Linked DNA regions of Mus musculus: region 2 is linked to region 1. The links are chromatin loops, found by intact Hi-C in ENCODE. Cell type or tissue: gastrocnemius. All regions are shown on one strand. Each heading gives the region's core, and the rest is flanking DNA. Links, peaks and the distances in the headings are about the cores only.

Region 1 (11,102 bases), core at 1,755-9,754:
GCTTCTTTAGGTTGGATATAGAGTTTATGTGAAGACGAGGTGGGTAACTGTCTTGGTTGCTTATTTCAGTTAGAGTGATACTTACAGCAGTGTGGTTTTTCCCTTCACTGTTTTTACAAAACTAGGTATCTAGAACAAGATACACTTTAAAAAATATCTTTGGGTCCTGAGGGTTGAGGTTTTCTCGCTGAAATCATTCTTCACCTTTAAAATGCTTTAATGCTTTTAAGGGGCTCTTAAAGTGCAAGGGTTTAAGGCCCGGAGCTAGTTAAGCTTTGAGCAGATGCAGTCTGTTAGACAAGAATAGAACTCATCCTTTACTTTGGGGAGCTCTGACACAACATCCAGCTGCTTCCAGTCATTTGACTCCTGAAAGCTGCCCTAATCCTGGTAAAGGCAGCCTCTCCTGCACCCAGGTCCACCCACTGCTCCTGATTGGCGAGGCTCTCCGCGACCGGAGCCCGCCGCCTACGACGTCCCTGTGAACTGATTTGAAATAAGAGCCAGGCGGTCCTCGCTAGCCTGCGCCCGACTTTTCATAGGCTGGAAAAGGAAAGGTTGAGAAACTTGACATTGTCTTGGGTAGAGAGCGTCTAGAAGCAGATCAAAGAATAAAAAGGGAGGGGGACGAAAAACGTGCTCTTTGCTGCCTGTGGATTCGACCGAGTTGCTTTTGTCTTGTGGGCTTTTCTGCCGGCTTTGGTGTCTGCGCTTGGAAGCCTGCGGGTGCGCTTCCGAGCAGCTTGCTCCCTGCCGGATGGGTCATGGAATTCTAAACATGAGGCAGGTAAGCTTGGGGGTTGTGATTGTAGCTGTGCTGGCGCCAGCCACAGAAGGAGGGCTTTAGCTTGGGGCCCCTGCGACCTGTTACTCCCAGAGCGGGCGGAGTGATCAAACGCAGCGTTCCAGCAGATCCATTAGGTGGAAGGAGGGGACTGCCTTCTCTTCCTAAGGCTACCTTAGAAAGCACATCACCTGCCGGCACCCCACTGCCTCGTCCTTACTACCTACCCGCGCCAGCTTTTGCTTCTAAGAGTGGTTGCTGATGTCAGGCAGTCTTTGTAAAAGGTTCAGAGCGGTTTGTGGAATATGCAAATCAATTCCAGTTTGCGGGCCTCTGGAATGTATTGTGCTGGATTCATCTCAAGCTTTTAGCCTCTACCCTATTATGCTTCAGGTTAGAATAAAGACAACTGCACAGTCTGACAAAGAAGCACGCTGGGACTCTTATCTTATTTTGCTTTCACGTTTTGAGCACTTTACTGTGTGTCCGAGGCTGAGAAGGCGAAAGCAGTCTGGATGGAACAAGCTGCACTTCCAGCGGAGGCAGGCGCGGGGAGGGGGGAGGGGGGTGTTACAGACTTTTTTAAAAACCGTTCTAGCACTTTAGGAGTTGTATTTTGTGTTGCTGCTGGACGTAAGAACACAGTCCCGGAAGTACTGAAGGGAGACCGGTCTTGAGTGTGTCTCTGTGAAGAATTCCAAGCCAGCAGCTTCTTCCGTCGCTCTAGGGCATAGGGATACAATTCCTTATCAACTTAGGTAGAAGTTTATGAGGTTTATAGCTTTGCCGTTGAGGAAAAAGAGAAAAGGAAAGACTGGATTACAAAGCCTAGAAGAGGGTGTAATTTACAACTCTATCACAGTTGGAAAAAAAAATCTTACGTCAATGTTTTATTGCCGAGATCGATACTCACAAGGGAAAGACAAAAGTAAAAGCCTTTCAGTGACTGGGAAGGACAGAGACTCCCGGGGAGGAATGCTAGTTACTCTTGCCAGAGCGGAGTAACTCCGGGTGGGAAACTGAGCATCTGTTTTGTCACCGGAAAACCTCTTCTCTTTTTTCTTCCAGTTGAGTTGGGTGTGCCCCACCCCAAAGTGTTCACTTTAGGCGAAAGTAAACCTTCCCATGAGTGGTTGGGCCAAGGGGTTTACGACTTTCCGTTTCACTGCCGCAGAGGTAAAGCAGAGGCCCTGCATGAAAGGTCAGGAGCAAAGGCCCTCACATTTCTTATTCGCTAACTTGCTCTTCTGGACGAGCTTGGGAAATTGCAGGAGTACAGAAAAAAGCACATGAAAGACTGTGTGTGTGCTTTCAGCAAATTGCATCTGCCTAGCTGGAGAGTGGTGCAGAGGCTGGCTTTCTCGAAGTTTTGCGATCTTATAGAGCAGCCTCATTCTTTGAATTTCTAGCAAGCACATGAGATAGACAAAAGGGGCAAGGAGGCTTGCTGGATAGGAGCAAGAAAGAGAATAGGTACACAATACTATTTTTCACAAAGGTCCTAAGCCGGAACAAAGAAGTTATTTGATGCTGTGTGAAGCCACCTGTCTTGTCCTCGGTGATGTGTGAACTCAATTTTTAGAATCTTTGTGCCCACACAGTTCCTCTGGAATGGGGTGACACTCCCTCTGTCTGATGCCTCAGGCAGGCTTGTCCAGAGCTTGGGATGATTTTTCCCATGTGGAACTGTGGCATTTGTATGAAGTTGGCAAACAGCCCAGTGTTGAAGTTTTAACTGTACAAGTAGGCATGTAGTAACTCCTTAGTTATTTAATGAATGACCATCTTTTCATCCCACATCTCTGGATACATATATAACATTGTTCTTTCGCCTATTGGGTAGTTGAAAAGAGGGAGGGACTGGGGGAGGAGATGCAAGAGTAGCGATCATTGTTCATACAAGAAACCAGGCATGAGATGGTAGCATTACTGCATGGGCGAGTCCCAGATTTGTTCTTGTTTCTCTTGTTGGGGGAGGGGAAGAGACCTTACCACTTCATTCAGGCAGAGGAATAACATCCACCAACCAATTTGTCATCTTAGGCCCAGCAGCCCCTGGCTGTATTTGCAGGGTTAGCTATCAAACCAACCCATGTGTCATCAGCTCAGCAATGAAACACAATCCTCTTGCTGGTAAGTGATCCGTCCCTAGGGCTGTGCAAATGCCGAACAGTGGGGTGGCAAGCCAGGACAGATCCCTACCACTAACTAGTTAGAAATTCTCCATAGCCCAAAACTCGCCAACACAATTAGAAGGCTACATGTTTGTGTGTAAGACTCAGAAAGTTTGGGCTCTTACCAGATTGTCAGCACACAAACAGTGCAGGTCAAAATTCTTATAAGGTAAATGAAACAAGCAAGCAAACAAACATAAACCTGACAAGTTCATCAGGAAGTCATTTTAAAGTGTGCCAACCTCTCTTGGCACTTTGATCAAAAAAAAAAAATGGAAAACTTTTCAGATTCTTCTTTGAGAAGGAATTTGCTGCGTTCCCAGGCAAAAGGAAAGGCATGGCCACCTGTTATAGAAGTCCAGCCAAAAACAACAGGTTTGCTTATGACATTCCCACAACTGCAAATATCCTCCCTAAATAGCAAGTCACATTAATTGTCCCACCACAGACTAAGAACAAATATTTCATTCTCAAGTTGGAAAAAAATAGAATCTCCAGATGAAATTCCCTACCAGGCATATTTTGGGATTTTAGAATCCCAATAACTTTAGAGAAATATACTAAGCAGCTGAGATGACTTTTCTTTTAGTCTCTTGGTCTCCCAGCTGCTATTTTGTTTTTTGTGAGGCTACGATGCTGCTGATGCAAGGAAGCTGTGATTGAGTTTGGTCAGCCCATTTTGCATTCTTTAGATTGGAGTTAAAATGCCCAAGGACATCTGGCTTACTAATGAAAGTCCTGGCAGTAATCTTTCCTCAGAGGATTAGAAAGTCCTTTACAAATATCATCTATTTATTCTCAACCACACCTCCATGGAGAGAATGAAGGGCAGCTTGATCCTCATCGAACAAATGGTGAAGTGAAGGCAAAGACAAAAGAAAAAAGAAAAAAAAGAAAAGATTAAAAATAATGAGAACAGCAAGTTAGAGGCTGGTCTCCTAGTCTGGAATTCACCCACCCAGAAAGACTACCTGTAAAATAAAACCAAAACCTCTCCATCAATGTTCCTTTCCTCTTGTTCTGTTACTAGCATACAATGTCTCGAGTATGCTGTGTAGCTTCATTTCTTTAGAAATGAAAGCCTTGAGAAGTTTAAAGGACAAGACCTTTCTGATTTCCTTTGTCCCAACATTAAGATCAGGCAGTTTTATGACACTTAATAGGAAGATGCTATAACTGGAATTTTAAATGTGTATCTGAGAAATGGGTCCCCTTTAACAGATGTTTTAAGTTTTTGTATACGCTTTTAGAGAGTTTGATGTCTTCAGCGTATGTTAAGATTTTATTTGTTTTTCTACTGCCTATCTTTCAGGAAATGTTACCATTGTAGGACTTGTCAACGAAAAGATATTTGTTGGTTGTTTCAAAGTAATTTTTGAGTTGGTTTTTCCTTAGTGTTCAGCGTGACTCATGTTCTGAGTTTGTCTGGCTGTGGACCGCATAGGCTTCAAACAAATCTGTTAATTGGTAGTTGTATGCTATCCGCAGACATTCCTGCAAAGTTTGAAGGCGAGCTGTGCCTGTGGATGCCTCCTGGCTTTGATCCCTTGTGTGGTAAATAGACATCCAAGGTAGTTATGGAAACCTAGGCTTACATTGTTGAGGGGGGTGGGGAAGTATTTGGTCAGAGAGTAATTTGTTTGATTAAGAAAAGATGGGCCAAATCAGGATATTTTTTGTCCACATGATTTGAGTATCCCAGTTGTTCCAAGTCAGTTAGAGTTCAATAGATAAGAAAAAAAATATGACTAACCACGTCAGAATATTTGTTAAAAGTAAGTTAAATTCTTCTTAATCAACTGTTTGCTACGCTCCCAGAGAAAATTGTAAGATGAAAGAGACGGCTAAAATATGTAAATGTTGTCAGTATCTCTGCTGTGCTTAGTCTGAGTGTTGTCAGTTTTAGAATTCCAGACTCTAAAAGAAATGCCAGGATCTGGCTGGAAGTGTGTATTTCACTTATCTACCTGCAGGGGTCAGATTTGAAGTTTCCTTGACGAACACCTAGGCCTTGGACACCACTGCAGGCATACCCAAGCAGGACCAGAGAGATTACTCTGCTTATAAGAGTGATTAGTTACCAATTCTTTAACCTTGTGACCGAATCTACTATGAAAACTAGTTCGCTCAAGGAAGAGGATATCAAATACACTTTGATTAAAGCAAGAGTGATAGAGTCAGGTCAAACTGGAGCCTAATCTGTGTGGATGTGGGGAAGTTTCTGAGGAAGAGTTTTGGTTTATTATCAGCCCCTTTCATCTGAAACCAAACTCATCTGACCGGTTTTGTTTTAGGTTCTTTACTGACTCTTGTTAACTGGCATGATGTAGACATTTCGTTTAACTAGAGGACACGCTGTTAGATGCTCATCAGAGTTAAAGATTTCTTTTTCCCTTAGATGAAGATATTCTTTGACATAACATTAAGATCTTTAAAGTCCTCCAGTAAGTGGTGTTAAGGAAGTAAAAAGTTGTGGTACCCAGACACACAAAAAAGAGGGAACTTTACTAAAAAGAAAATAATCAAAAACTAAAACCGTAAAAGTTTATCTCCTTTGTGCAAAAACAAAACAAAACTATATTAAAAAAAAAAAAAAACAGGTTCTGAGTTAAAAAGGCAAAAGCAGTAAGTGGTCCTGATTGTAGCATGTAAGTGACTGTTAAACATTCCATATTCAGTCAGCTATGTATGATAAATAAAATACCAAGGCTTCCCATCTCTTATCATTCAAAATTTACTGAGCACTTCCAGAATTAATCTACTTAGTTCATTTAGAAGAAACTACACAGTGAGTGATTTTTGTATTTCAGATGTCTTTTGGGTTCTCAACATAGTTTGATAGAATCCTTGACTTCAAAGTACTTCCAATCTAGTATATAGGTTTGATACCAGTAGTATAATATAGATTATTACATGAGAAGAATGGCTGTTTGCTTGTTCTTCCCTATATTTATTTGTAATGATGAAAATCCCTTTAAAAACTAATGATTGCCTAAAATTTACTGAACTTAATGGAGCTGAGAAATAATCTGTATTTGTGACATTTTATTTCCATGTTCACTTGTAGACACTCATGATTTCTTTGCTAAAATCAATTTATCAGAGAAAATACCTAATACAGAGTCCCAACTCTATAAATGCTTCATGTTCCATTTTATTGAGTATTCCAATATATTTTTATTTACTTTAAGTTTATTTTTAGCATATGAGAGTGTATGCTTTGTACTGTACTTTTATTTGTAGTTGATTTTTTTTTAGTAAGCACACAACATAATGGGTTTCACTGACATTTCATATGTATCATGTTTTTTGATCTTTAACTGATGCATGAAATATAAAAATTGTACATACTAATGAGATCCATGTGATATTTCAGTGCATCCATATCCTGTATAATTAAGTTAAAGGTATCTGTCTCTTCAAATTACCAACTCTTTATGGCAAAAACATTTTAAAATCCTTTTTTCTAACCCTTTGAGATATACAATTATACAAATATTATCTAGACTCACCAAACCTTTGACTCCTATATAAGTGTGTTCTTCAAGTTTCTTGTTTGAAACTAGAAATTTTTCAAGTGAGAAATGATGCCATGGACATTTTTTTAGGCCATGGACATTTTTTTATTATTTTTTTTAGTTTTTCCGAAACAGGGTTTCTCTGTGTAGCCCTGGCTGTCCTGGAACTCACTCTGTGGACCAGTCTGGCCTCGAACTCAGAAATCCACCTGCCTCTGCCTCCCGTGTACTGGGATTAAAGGCATGTACCACCACGATCTGTGCCACGGACATTTTGAAACACTATCTTTGAAGGGTTTGTGGGCATGGCTCAGCCAGAAAAATGTTTGCTTTGCAAACCTGAGCAAAGGAGCTTGATACCCAAGAACCACATCAAAATGCTAGGAATAGTAGTGCATTGTGTTCCCTGCAATAAGAAGGAGGAAACTAGGAGTCAGTATGGAACACTGGCATATCAGCCTAGCAGAATTAGTGAACTGCAAGCCAATAAAAGACAGTCTCAAAGGAAGAAGATGACAGTAAATATTGTAACATGTATATGAAGGTGCTCTATTTGTATATTGATGGCTACTGTAGCAGGGAGTTAATTTTCTTTAGAGTATGGCCACTGGGAGAGCTTATTTTCTAGTGCGTAGCCCCTGATCCAGGTGCACATGGGTAGCACTAAAAGAACACATCAAGATTAATTTTATTTTACAAAGGACATGAAGTTGGGAAGGGACCTTTTTGGGTGGGGTCTTGAGGAAGTTGAAGGGGAAATAAGAATATGGGTATGCTTAAAATTTTATTATATATATATGTGTGTGTATACATATATATACATATATGCATATATATATATCAAAGGATAAATAAAAACATTATTTTAAAAGGCAGCTGGATAGTATTCCTGAGGAATATCATGTGCATACTCCATGCTCATGAACACACACACACACACACACACACTACTCATTATTTTGAAAGCTATTCAATCTGATTAATTTGAGATCAAGTTCCGAGTTTTACGAACATGCTACTATTCTATAAAGGATGGAAATACAAAACAATTACCATACTTGTTGATACCAGAACAGTTTTAGCAATATTTGAAATAGAAAAAGTTTACACTAGTTTTTTTTTCCTTTCTCTCTCACTTCTGATATTCTGGTCCCTCCAAGGTATCTCCCCACCTGACCTAATTTAACATGCAGTGAATCCATATTTGCCTATCTGTTATCCTTTTCTTGCCTCCCCTTCCCTGTACACATACCACATCTCTATTTCTTTAGGACAGTGGTCTTCAGGGCAGGTTGGGAGAGAATTCATATAGATAAGATAAAACTGTCATAGCCTTTTAATCCTTAGAATGAATCTTTAATTGGGGAAATTCAAACAGTGAAGAATTTCAAACAGTGGAGCCCAGAGCTACAAAACACATGACTTCCCTGTCAGGAGACAATATTTAGGGGCCAGGTCATGTCTTGACAGACAGGATTTGCTAGCATGCTTGCCTTATATTTCAGATCTATTCACTAGACCTTTCTCAGCATCCTCTCTGAACTTGTGGATTCAGAAGAGCCTTTATGCATGACAGCCAGAGAACCACAGAGGAGTAACAAAGAAACAATGATGCTATGTGTGTGTTCGGGTTGTTTATGAGGACTTTCTTTGTATGCTATTTGGATTAAAATAAACAGGAGGAAATGGCTGTGGCCCTTATATACATTCATATTTGGGATAGTCTATTTCCAGTTAATTATAGCTCTGGCTATCTTGAAATTGAGTTACTTTAGAGCAAGAATCACATCTAAGGTATCCTTGAATTCTCAGATCCAAATACAGGTGTTGAAACACAGAGAGAGTTATTAAGTGTTTTATGGAAACATGAGAGGTAAACCTTAGTAGAAAGATGGGAAATATAAAGATCAGAGTGGCCCTGAAGAAGAAAGAATGTTTGAGTGGTCAGTGGTATGGTAAAGAGTAATTGATGAGTATCAAAAAAACTTAAAGTATTTTGTGGTTGCTTAACCATTCAGTTATATTCTGCCAAAGACCCAACACAGAACATACCAAGCAGCTTATCTTGATGGTAGAAATAATTCTGGTGTGGGAATTGCCCCTAACTGATCAAAGCCTAAATTGCAAGATAGGATCTGTAAAGCTTGTTCTCACTGAGGCTAACTTGAAGTTTTAGATCATAGCCAAATGTATAGTTAGTTTATTTTGCCAGGTAAATATCAAGTCATATTTATTTAGCAACAAAAGGAATATTTCCACATTCCTTTCTTCCTCTCCTCTCCCTCTCCTCTCCTCTCCTCTCCTCTCCTCTCCTCTCCTCTCCTCTCCTCTCCTCTCCTCTCCCCTCCCCTCCCCTCCCCTCCCCTCCCCTCCCCTCCCCTCCCCTCCCCTCCCCTCCCTCTCCCTCTCCCTCTCCCTCTCCCTCTCCCTTTTCCTTCCTTCCTTCCTTCCTTCCTTCCTTTCCCTTCTTTTTCTTTCTTTTGTTTCTTTCCTTATTGGAGGGGGATGGGACTGGGGTCAAAGTCTCTCTAAATGACCTTGGCTATCCAAAAATATACTATGTAGACCAGGCTGCCCTCATATAATCACAGAGATCCACCTGCCTCTGCCTTCTGAGTGCTGGGATTTTAGATGTGTGCCACCATGCCTGCCTTAGAGGGTATCCTTTTAAAGACCAAGTCTTTTCACTGTGTACAGGTTGAGCTTACATTCAGTAGAGTGACATTCAAGACAAAGAGATTTTACTACTTCTCAGTGTGATGCACTGTCTGAAAGTTCTGGTTAAAATTGTGGAAATGAAATTTCACATCCATTTGGTGATTTATAGAGACAACAACACTTCCACATTTCCACAGTACACTTAGTAGACTCTGTTTCCTATCACATGTCAAATTTTAGAGTGCTGCTACAGTGGAATGTATTTTCCAGATTATCTTTTTGAGTAGGAAGAAAAAAAAGTGGACAAATGAGATTTTCTTTTTCTGACTTAGTATTAGGTAGATAAGCCACCAGATAAAGCAATAGAGAGATAGAAGTAATAGAATTTTGTATATATTTTTTAAAACATATCTTTAAAAAAAAGAGATTTATTTATTTCTGTATGTGAGTACAGTGCAGCTGTCTTCAGACATACCAGAAGAGGGCATCAGATCTCATTACAGATGGTTGTGAGCCACCATGTGGTTGCTGGGAATTGAACTCAGGACCTCTAGAAGAACAGTCAGTACTCTATACACTGAACCATCTGTCCAGCCCAAAATTTGTATATTTATATAAGATCTAGTATATAGGAAATACATTAGGGATTCAAACAGAAAGTTCTAGTTAGGTGATGGTAAGTGGGGCATACTTGTAGTTTTGGCAGTCAAGGGGCTGAGCTATGGAGACCAAGTGCTTAAAGGAAGCCTTGGCTTCATAGGGAGACTCCATTTTTTTTAAATAGGTAAGAAAAATAAATTGCTAGTTAAAAGTTTGGTCTTTTAGGTTAAAAAAAAAACAAAACCAATAATTTTGTTTTCCAGGTATTTAACAACATTACTGTGTCTTGCCTGGAGCTCACTATTCCTTTGCCTCAGCCAGAAAGTGTCAGGGTTACAGGTGTGTACCGTAACACCAGGGTTTATAGGTTGAAAGTTTAGCATATGGACCAGAATGGCTCACATCTGGAAACCCAGCAGTTAGGGGTCATGGCAGAAGAATTGTTACAAGCTTGTTGTCACCCTGGGATTTACAGTGTGTTCAAGAGAAACTTGGCTGACAGAGTTAACAGCGTATCGCACCAGCACCATCACTGTGCCAGCACTAGCTTCAGTGACACAATTTAGCCCAAGAAGCACTTTAGTCATACCTAGGAGGAAGTTAGTTTTCACCTAGAACTTGAACATTATGCTCTCCAATTTTGTTCTTTTTTATTGTCCATTCCACATGCCTTTGTCATAAGGTATAATTTGGCTGCTTTCAGAGCCCATGCTATTATTTCATGTGTTGTAGATTTTGGGACAATTAGAATGGGTTGTTGGTTGTGAATAGTCAGAAAAGAATGTATAATCTTGAGACAAAATCCCTCCTTTACTAGTTGGGAAGAAGAGGATCAGTGGGAATGGGAGGGAGACAAGAGAGGAGAATGGAGGAATATGGCTAAAATCCGTTATATATGTCCCAATGGAGAAAATTGTATGAAAACACACCAATGAACCCCACTATTATGAACAATTAATATGCTATTACAAAATGTTAAGAAAGCAGTTTTTTTGGAGATCCACATAGTTAAGGTGGGCTTGTATATCACAACTGTAATCATGGAACTTAGAAGGATTGGGCTGGAGGGTTGCTACAAGTTCAAAGCCTGATCATGCTATATTGCCTATCCAGGTCAACCTAGCCTAAAGAGTGAGACATCTCAAACAAACAAACAAACAAACAAACCTGAGTGGTCAAATGGTCTTTTAGTTGGTGTTTGTGTCACTATTGTGTATATCTTCTACACTCTGATTTTAAATATAAAAAAATGCCTGATGTTAACAACTGGAGGGACTATGTTTGTTTAGATGAAATGTTTATGATATAAGAGGATTTTTTTCATGATTTAATCAGCTGTGCTTTTCAGGAAAATGATGCGGAACAAAT
Region 2 (11,102 bases), core at 982-8,981, 52 kb before region 1:
CTTCAGGAAGGAAACATGGAGCTATAAAATTCAGAGGAAGTTTGAAGCTGAGGCGTTCCCTGGGAGACAGCAGAGCTTCTGGCAGCCACAGAAGGGAGCCAAGGCTCACCTGCATGCCTGTCGCCTGTCTTAGCCTGGCATATTCCCGCACTTGCTCTTGCTGTGTGCTCTGCTCACAAAGGGGTGCAAAGGGGTTCGAGGACTCAGAGGACTGGCCTGGCACAAATCAGGAGCAAGAACCCTCCTCTTTCCCTCGAGAGGGCCGCTACTGCAGAAGTCATCTGGTGTGTGTGCAGCTTCTTCTTGTGAGAGGATTAGAGAATTAGAAGAGGGCTTTGTGAGAAAAATCCTGGGAGAGGTCGCTGGGATGAAAGCAAACAGGGAAGGACGATTTCAGCTCTGCTAGCCCCCCCACCCCCAGTCAAGTGGCCGAGTTGCTTGGCCTCCAGCAACTAGGGATTTTCTTCCATCAACATTGGAGACACTGGTAAGGCATTTTTTTTCTACTACACTAGGAAGCTATTGCATACGGTTGTCCTTTGAAGTGCAGTGCGGGATGGGGGTTGGGGGGTGGGGTCCTAAGGAAGGAAGTTGGTTAGTGATTCTGGGGACATCCTGCATTGTCTCTGCCTAGTGTATGAGAAAGTCGCTGTTCACTGCACAAAGGGCTTGTGGCCAGAGAACAATTTCACTTCTCCCAAACTTGATTAGCATCACTTTTGAGTAATGGACTGAAACAAAATGGGTGCACATGAAATCACTAAGGCCTATACTGGAATTCACTTATCGGCAAGATAATCACATCTTAAAACCTTTTTATCTAAATTTGAACAGTTTGGGAGTATAACACTATGGGAATTGGTGGTGGTGAAGGAATCAGACCTTTTGAGAAAATTCTCAATTATTTATGTTCCTAGGAAAATGTATTTTACCCTTGTGTGTTTTGTTGCATTTGTAACTAGAGCTATGTGGGCCAGAATGGTGACTAGTAACCCAAGTACTGCCGAGAGTAAGTTCCAGACAGAATAAGAACAGGATACAACATTCCCAGAAAAAAGTGGGGCAAATGGAATTTGGCCTTTCTGTGCAGAACATCCTATTTTATAATTATTACACATAGATTTGTATTCCCTGGAAAGAAGAAATGAGCAACCTGCCATTACATTCAGAGGGGGAGGTAGCACACCCCCTCAACATTTTCCAAGATTCTGCTGCGCATACAGCCTAATTTGACAACTGATGTTATTCCTTGATTACACTGTTATTTTTTGGAGTTGATTTTGTTGTTTGTATAAAGATGCAAATATACATTATTTATACTACATGTAAATACAGTTTTAATGTATGGATACACATATCTCCTTTTAGTTCCTCCTGAGATACTTGAATGTAAAGAGTTCAAAAATACAGTTATTTTATTTGAGCCAAAGTGTTCCACAAGCAATATACTGAGGAGTATATTGAGAGTTTGAAGGTGTGTACAGAGAAGAAAGCAGCAGACAATCAGTTAGCCTAGAAGCCTCTCCTAGTAGCTACAACCAAATTCCTAAAATCTCTGTTCACCCCTCCCCCCACCTTAAGGAAGGACAGCATAAACATTTTTGTTGTTGATTCTTTGAAAAAATTTAGCTGCTCCCTAATATAAGAGGCTTACTGAATTTCTTCCTGCTTACTAAAACCTTTGCTTTATGAAATGTTCTGGTGTTCAATATTTCTTTATAAACTTAGTGTGTGGGTGTGTGTGTGTCTGTGTGTCTGTGTGTGTGTTTGTAATGCAGTTAATTATCATTCTAGTTGATTCTGCTTGCTTGGAAATACTGATCAAGTATAACGATCCCTCTACTAACTATGTAGGTCCATAACTTTGTCTTCAGTTAGAAACTAGGTCCATAGGATTTTTTTCCTAATTAAATTGCAGTATTAAGATGGCCTGATTATTTTCAAAATTGACTATACATGTCACTTTTAAGTAACATTCAGGGTTTTAAAATATATAAATCTAAATAAATTTCTCTACACCCATATTAATGGGAACATTTAAAAATATGGTCTCTCTAAAATGAGCTAATGATTTGCCAAAAGTAATTCAATTTCCTTTCACTTACAGAGGTTTTCCCTCTTCTAACAACTGAAAACACTAGTTCAACCGAATAGTTTTCTCTTCCACCTTTAGGAGTTGCTTAGAGAGTGCTGGCAGTTAAGTGGGGGAGGGGCTGGGGCGTGAGATAACAGTAAATCAATTTATCTGTGGACTGTGAGGATGCCTCTGAGCTTTGCAGGTTTTGATCAATGTCATTCACTATTCTCTGCTTATTCCACTTTGAAAGACTATTTACTTTCATCATATTTGAGACTGAGAGCATGGAGTTTATTAGAATTGATTTTCTTTCCAGGTTGATATTTTAAAATACTTTGGCTGGTCATTTTTCACTACCACCTTCTGAGATTCTCATTCATCTGGCATATATTATTGAGTGTCTGTCGTCACCAAGGCAACCCGTATTTGCTGTGAAACATGAAGACATTGTTTTGGTGGAGCTTGCTGCAGAGGTAGCCAAGGCCAGGGGCAGAAAGACCATCTCTCGATGTTCAAATGATTGTTTGCCCACTCACGTGTCTCAATTGCAAATGTGTTTTCAGTAATAACAGAAAACACTAATTCTTCTGAATTACTTATATATTAAACTATAATACTGGCTACTTTGAACCTAGAAGTGAAGCTAATCAATAATCTTCTCACATAGCCTGGGACACTCTGTGTGTTGTTCTCATTGATGGACATTTAAATATTTTTTTTAAAAAAGATTTCTTCTGAATTAATCTGACCATTGCATAAGTTGGGGAAGCAAAGACCAAATATTTTGTAAGAATAATCTTTACACCCTATAAATTATTATTCTTTCCCATTTTCTTTGCAATATCATGTTTTGTGTTAGATGACTTCTTTAAAATGTTAGAAAATATCTCAAGAATATGAGATTTATGATTATACTTACAAGAAAATGGGAATTGTGATGGGTAAATACATAAACTTTCTTGGATCTACCATGTACCAGACATTTCACCAAATCCTTTACAAATATGTTACCACCTACTTGGCTCAACAACACTGAAAACTGGATGCAATGCCCATTTTAAAGATGAGGGAACTTAGTCCCTGAAAGCTTAGGAATGGAGTAGACTGTGCCATGTGAATACTGAGGCAGCAGGTAAGGATTCATCACCTCTTCCATCAATGCCCTTTTGAGTCCATTTCTCTGTTGCTCTTACCACTCAGCTTAGCTTATTTGCTTGCTGCCTTGAAATTCTCTGTAAGCAGATATATTTAACTATGGACAAGGGAGTCCCTATACATAACCTTGCATAAGAAAGTGCTTTGTTGCTAAGTGTGATGATTCATAGAGCAAACTCAGGAAACTGAGGAAGTAAAATTGGCCCAAGTTTGAGGCTTACAGAATGAGTTTGTCAATTCACTCCGAGCAAAAGAGTAAGAATCTGTCCTTAAAAATAATGAAAAACAAAAAACAAAAAACAACCCTGCTTTTGAAGTTTCAAGGAAGAAACAGTATAGTTTTTTTTAATTTCTTTTTTCTTTCTTTGTATATTTTGTTAATATACATTTCAAATGTTATCCCCTTTCCTGTCCCCCCAAAACCCCTATCCAATCCCCCCTGCTTCTATGAAGGTGTTACCCCAACCACCCACCCACTCCTACCTCTCCACCCTGGCATTCCCCTACAGTGGGTATTGAGCCATCACAGGACCAAGGGCCTCTCCTCTCTTTGATGCCCGACAAGGCCATCCTCTGCTACATATGCAGCTGGAGCCATGGGTCCCTCCATGTGTACTCTTTGGTTGGTGGTTTAGTCCCAGGGAGTTCTGTGGGCCAGGGGGTGGGGGTCTGGTTGGTTGGTTTTGTTGTTCATCCTGTGGGGTTGCAAACCCCTTCAGCTCCTTATAGATTTTAAAGAATCAATATATTAGACTGGCATGTAAAAATGAGAGGTTGGCTTGGCTTTCTATTCTGTGTACCTGGGATTGAGTTAGGTAACTGGTAAATGGCACCAGTCCACATAGACACTGGAATACATATATGTATACTTTGTCTTAAGCCAGCCTCGCTTTCTTCTGCATCCACTGCTCCCATTGAAGTTACTATTTCTAAAAACCAAAATGATTAATAAATGAAAAATGATTAATAAATATTCTGATAATCTGTTATATTCATAGTACTGTTATTAGTTTATTTCCACATCCTTACCAATTGCTTTGTATATCAACATATTAGCAAAAATATACCAAAAAGTAAAAAAAAACATAAATTTATTGTATTCCTGACATTCTAAAGCTCCCACTAGGAGTAAAGTTGAAGCACTGTCCTAGTAGTGTTCCTTCTGGAGATGCTAAATTAGAATTTAGTTTATTTTCTCTGCCTCTGAATGTCACCATCATTCCTTGTTTTCTGGTTCTTCATCTCTTAGGGGTTTGTTCCATCAAATTATTTTTCCTCATTCTTCATCCTCCTTCCTTCTATTATAAAAACTTATTGCATCAAGACTACCAGACAGATAAAATAAAGTATCGCATTTTGACACCAAAGATTCAGACATTTAAGTGCACCTATCTTTGTGAGCTACATTACTTTCAATGCCATGCATTTTAAATGTAGGTAGGGAAACATTGCAAGCAGTGAAAGTGCCATGGTACTTTCACTAATATGGTAATATTAGAAAGTTCAGTGACAGACTTTTGTAGATGGAGGCCAGCTAAAATGGAGTATAGGAGAAAGGTTAAGAGTGTAATGGCTTCTCAGATTCTGCTGAGAAGATAAAGACTTTGAGAGGCATGGCAGATAATGCTTTGACAGAAAATATTATAGTACAAAATATTTCAGGTGAATAATTGGGTGGGACAGAAAATGAGTGACTCTAAGAAGTTATATGTATGCTGCCATAAGAGCTGGTGCTATCGCACTATCTAGAAAGTGTTTCTCTCTTGTGACTCAAAATCCATCTGTGAAGACACTGTTACAATTAGTAAGAACACATTTATGCAATGTATTGCTTTATTCCAAGTATAATGCAATGAATCTCCATACCAATCCTTTTAGATAGGTACCTCTGTTGTTGCCGTCTTCGTATTTTCAGTTTAAAAAATAGATTTGTCCTAAGTTTCAAATTTTGCAAAGGGAAAGATGTGAAGGCACATATTCTTGCTCCAGGGCCAAGTTTCAGTTCATATTCCTGACAGCTTTATGTTATGTGTTTCCTACGAGAATTATTACTACATTTCCAAGGTGCAGACAGAAGAAAGGTGGTTATCCCTATCATGATGAGTTGAAATTTGTTTGTTTCCTTTTCTTGTGAAGAATTCCTGTGGAGTCCTGGCCATCAGGAGGGCATGGTTCACAGTGAAATGTTAACAGTTGTATGGACAAGTAAGACTGAACTACAGGGAAGACTAGAAATTTTCTATACTGCATGCTCTCTAAAAATTGATATCAGCACCAAGAAACTTTTGCTCTCCTGAAAAATAGACTACTGAAAATTAAATGGCTCCAAGACTTCCTGGGTAAATCTGAAGTTAACGAGTACTCGCTTTATATAGGAAAGTGGGCAGAGCCATGGAAGTGAAGCGGATGGATGCATGGACATTTTCTCCAATCATCAAATGACATAATGTGTTATGTACGCTCCAAGCATTCTCCTTACAAATGCTTTCACGATGCTGAGAGGCTATAGCGAAGTATGAACCCCAAAGTTTTCACTCTGCTATGTGTGTACCTCAGGAGTCTTAGGATGATTTTTAATGTACTGCATTCTGACTTGATCTTTATTATCCTTATTATTGATTGGCTGTGAAGATCGGCACTCACTCCATGTAGGTGGTCTTTAGAAAATAATTCTTGCCAAGAAAAAATGAGTACAAACTTCTACATTTTTATCTTTGTCAAACTATTCTATAATCACCATAGAAACTTTAACATTAAATTATGAAACATTTGTCTGTGGAAATCTATAAAAATTCCTACAATGATCACTAAGGGGAAAAAATCCTCCTCCCCAAGAGATACTACTGAAAATGATATGGAGGTTTTTTGTTCTTTGTTTTTTGTTGTTGTTGTTGTTGTTCTTTATCATTAGGTTACCAGTAATATGAGTTCATGCCAATTTAATGTGTTTTGTACTTTTGTAACAGAAAGATTTAGGTTGGATTAACCTTTTGACTTTCTGTGTACTTAATACACAATTGTATGATATCTGCTACTATTGTACTCACATTTGATTGTTGCTGGTTGTTTCCATTAAGAAAGCTCTTCTATGCAATGAAAGGAGAAGAGTCTTATGGAATAGCTCAGCCATATTTGAACTCATTGTTTCTGACACCCCTTGACTCAAAAACCTGGCTCCCATGCCCTACTTAGCCATTGTGGAAAGACTCTGTGATCTTTCTCTTTCTCTTTTTGTTTTTTTTTGTTTGTTTGTTTGTTTTTCGAAACAGGGTTTCTCTGTGTAGCCCTGGCTGTCCTGGAACTCACTTTGTAGACCAGGCTGGCCTCGAACTCACAAACCCACTTGCCTCTGCCCCCCAAGTGCTAGGATTAAAGGCATGCACCACCATGCCCGACTGTGATCTTTCTTATTTGGAACAGCATACCTGGGAATTTTGTCTATATCCTCATGACAAAAGGTGTTCATATTTTGGTATAACTATCTCTGTGCCATTAAAACCAATATTATTATTTATCAAGATAGTCTTCTGCTTGATTTAATGATAAAATGTCAAAATCCATTTGTTCAACATTACTCTCTGAAATTGTAATTTGCCTCTGAGTGAGAATTTCCAAAAGTGAAGTCTACCCAGTGCCTTGTTAGTCAACCTTGAGATGCTCACATTCAAGATAATACTTCTTCAGGCTTGGCCCTATTTACCTACGTATGAGTAGACCACTTCAAAGAAATGTTAAACTTGTCCAAAAGTCATGCCAAGAAAGGGACAGAGTTGAATTGGTCACATCAAAGTATCTGACCTCCAACCTGTTCATTGCTTAGAGGAGAGCATTATTGGTTAGTTTTAAATAATGTATACTTAAAGATTGGTGCCTCTGGACATGGGCAAATAGCATTGGAAATAAGGCTTTGGGGTAATGTATTGTTTGATGTCATCATTCAACCCTAAATCCATCAAAGTTTAAGATTACTGACAAATACAAGATTGCCCACTGATATCTTTTCCTGTGCCATATAACAAAACAAATAGTCTAAAATATCTTGTAATAAAGAAAAAACACTTCTTTGTTAATTATATGAACTTTCCCTTAATGTCAATACTTGAAGTTGAGAATTGAGTAGCAGATTGGTAGATGGTAGGGAAAGTTTATTCAGATGTATGTGTACACTATTATAGAATGAGACGACTACTGGATTAGCTTACATTTTTGAAGAATAATGAAAGAAGAAATTCCACTGTTGAAACCTAAATAAATATAGTTACCAATATACTAATAACATCTGCAAAAAAATAGCATGAGTTCTCAAATAAAATTTACTTGATGAAATGAATTTCTAATACAAAGTTTAAATATCCCTTGTACTGAAATCCCACTGCACTGTTCTTTCCTAAATTTCCACATTGCAAGTATCAAATAATAGTAGCTTTGTGGATAATTTGTGTTAGGGTGTTCAAAAAAAAAAAAAAACCTATGTTCAATATACATGTGTAACTCCAAATACATCAAGGCATGGAAATACTGAGAACATGAGTTTTCCCTCTGAATTTCACTTGTTGATATCTGTGCCATATAACAAAAGCAAAAGCCGGGCATGTTGGCACACACCTTTAATCCCAGGCCTCAGGAGGCAGAGGCAGGCAGATTTCTGAGTTCGAGGCCAGCCTGGTCTACAGAGTGAGTTCCAGGACAGCCAGGGCTACACAGAGAAGCCCTGTCTCAAAAAAAAAAAAAAAAAAAAAAAAAAAAAAAAAAAAAACCAAAAAAACCAAACAAACAAAATAACAAAAACAAAAAACAAAAAAACAAAAAACAAAAACAAGCAAATAATCTAAGATGTCTCATAACAAAACTATCTTTTTTAATTTCATGAAAATTTCAAAAAAAAAAAAACCCATGGAAACTGGAATAGAATTGGGACATAATAAGCATTTAATCACACATTCCTAATTTAAACAAGCATACACATGTAGATTTGTGTACTAAATATAGGCAGAACATCTAAAAATTCTGATACATATTAGGAATAAATAAATATAAATATAATGTACACTCTGGTAAAGATTTATTGCTGATTTATATCTTCCAATGATGTAATAGCAACATAGGCAGATAATAAGCAGCAGTTACAAGGCTGTTTAAAATTCTGTTTGTCAGAGACACTGAAACTTATAGAGGAGAAAGTGGGGAAAAGCCTTGAAGATATGGGCACAGGGGAAAAATTCCTGAACAGAACAGCAATGGCTTGTGCTGTAAGATCGAGAATCGACAAATGGGACCTAATGAAACTCCAAAGTTTCTGCAAGGCAAAAGACACCGTCAATAAGACAAAAAGACCACCAACAGATTGGGAAAGGATCTTTACCTATCCTAAATCAGATAGGGGACTAATATCCAACATATATAAAGAACTCAAGAAGGTGGACTTCAGAAAATCAAATAACCCCATTAAAAAATGGGGCTCAGAACTGAACAAAGAATTCTCACCTGAGGAATACAGAATGGCAGAGAAGCACCTGAAAAAATGTTCAACATCCTTAATCATCAGGGAAATGCAAATCAAAACAACCCTGAGATTCCACCTCACACCAGTCAGAATGGCTAAGATCAAAAATTCAGGTGACAGCAGATGCTGGCGAGGATGTGGAGAAAGAGGAACACTCCTCCATTGTTGGTGGGATTGCAGGCTTGTACAACCACTCTGGAAATCAGTCTGGCGGTTCCTCAGAAAACTGGACATAGTACTACCGGAGGATCCAGCAATACCTCTCCTGGGCATATATCCAGATGATGCCCCAACAGGTAAGAAGGACACATGCTCCACTATGTTCATAGCAGCCTTATTTATAATAGCCAGAAGCTGGAAAGAACCTAGATGCCCCTCAACAGAGGAATGGATACAGAAAATGTGGTACATCTACACAATGGAGTACTACTCAGCTATTAAAAAGAATGAATTTATGAAATTCCTAGCCAAATGGATGGACCTGGAGGGCATCATCCTGAGTGAGGTAACACATTCACAAAGAAACTCACACAATATGTATTCACTGATAAGTGGATATTAGCCCCAAACCTAGGATACCCAAGATATAAGATATAATTTGCTAAACACATGAAACTCAAGGAGAATGAAGACTGAAGTGTGGACACTATGCCCCTCCTTAGATTTGGGAACAAAACACCCATGGAAGGAGTTACAGAGACGGAGTTTGGAGCTGAGATGAAAGGATGGACCATGTAGAGACTGCCATAGCCAGGGATCCACCCCATAATCAGCATCCAAACGCTGACACCATTGCATACACTAGCAAGATTTTATTGAAAGGACGCAGATGTAGCTGTCTCTTGTGAGACTATGCCGGGGCCCAGCAAACACAGAAGTGGATGCTCACAGTCAGCTAATGGATGGATCATAGGGCTCCCAATGGAGGAGCTAGAGAAAGTAGCCAAGGAGCTAAAGGGATCTGCAACCCTATAGGTGGAACAACATTATGAGCTAACCAGTACCCCGGAGCTCTTGACTCTAGCTGCATATATATCAAAAGATGGCCTAGTCGGCCATCACTGGAAAGAGAGGCCCATTGGACTTGCAAACTTTATATGCCCCAGTACAGGGGAATACCAGGGCCAAAAAGGGGGAGTGGGTGGGCAGGGGAGTGGGGGTGGGTGGATATGGGGGACTTTTGGTATAGCATTGGAAATGTAAATGAGTTAAATACCTAATAAAAAATGGAAAAAAAAATAAAATTCTGTTTGTACCTCTTCATAAACTTTTTGAAAAGGTGTGGCCACACGATGATGTAATAAATAGTTACAGAGCACTTTCTATCCCAGCATATCCATTCATTGGATTCTGGAAGTCAACTTGCTTTTCTCTAAAACTACGTGAAATATGCACTCTAGCTTTGAGATTGGACTAACAACTTTCTAATTTATAAATGTCATGATTTCTACATTGTGGAATAACTTCAGTGAAGAAAACCTTATTTTAGTGGCTTAATTTCCTCTGAATATTGTCAGCCTGCTGTCTTTAATTCCATTTGAATGCATGTTACCAGAGGAGTCCCTCTGAGTTCCTGGTGGCTCTGTTATTCTTCGTGGAGCAGTCCCAGTTCTTTTAGTGATAGAACTAAAAGCCCACAAGATGCTGTGTATCACCAATGAAACAATTAGTCTTTCAGATGCTCAGGGAAAATTTCTTAAGCAGTGAATTAAGCAGTCTGATTCTGGTCCCCGTTCACAAATGCCAGCTCTCCGAAAGGTCTCCCTCTACCCACTGCTGTTTCTGGTCTTATTATTAAAGCTGTAAAATTTCATAAACCTTTAGTAAAACATTATGAAATCTCTTTTTCTTCATTACAACTGGTATTTTTGCAGACATGTATTTCCATAATTAAACATCCTAAAATACAAATCCCATTATTATTTGTTATGTCTAGTCAGTAATTAGACCTCAGCTGGTAGGGCAATTTCGGAACAGAGTCTACCAATTTACATACTAATCCAGCAGAGTCTGCTGGGACATGATTAGCATCGATTCAGTCAACATCTTAATTAGCCTTCATCCCAGCATGCACTGTGAGGTGCCTTACCCCTCCCCCACCCAATGGGTCTTGTTTAGCTTCCTTTTTCTCCAGCAGATTCCCACTCTTCAAACCATCTTTCCAGAGCTCTTTTTCAAAGATGAAATGACTCCAACTCAAAATGTTTGGCTAAGAAAGAAATTTTATGGAAATCCCTGGAACTGGGAGATGTCTCTTACTGATGCGTGACCAGAGTAGAAAGGTGTATTTTTGTAGAATGTGAGACTACACCCCTTCTCCTACCTCAGCTCCAGTTCCAGAGAGCAAGGTCTAGCAAGTCATCCAGA

What was found. Peaks named below come from ENCODE experiments on the same cell type or tissue, not always from the same donor. Only the 100,000 strongest peaks of a DNase experiment are listed, where the experiment ranks them.
Region 2: it touches region 1 in a loop (3-fold over the local background); 3 of 42 quality-filtered maps call a loop at or near these places.

What each region holds. Positions count from the first base shown.
Region 1 is chrX:169,879,123-169,890,224 of GRCm38, forward strand. Mid1 (midline 1) reads left to right here and starts at 497. Exons shown (of 10, transcript NM_001290505.1): 1 at 497-787. In gastrocnemius, for the core only: a CTCF peak has its summit at 4,922; no DNase peak of the experiment used is centred there; H3K4me3 peaks cover 1,644 bases; H3K27ac peaks cover 3,141 bases.
Region 2 is chrX:169,827,739-169,838,840 of GRCm38, forward strand. It overlaps a transcript of Mid1 not described here. Among named protein-coding and RNA genes, the nearest start is that of Mid1, 46 kb to the right of the region's middle. In gastrocnemius, for the core only: no CTCF peak of the experiment used is centred there; no DNase peak of the experiment used is centred there.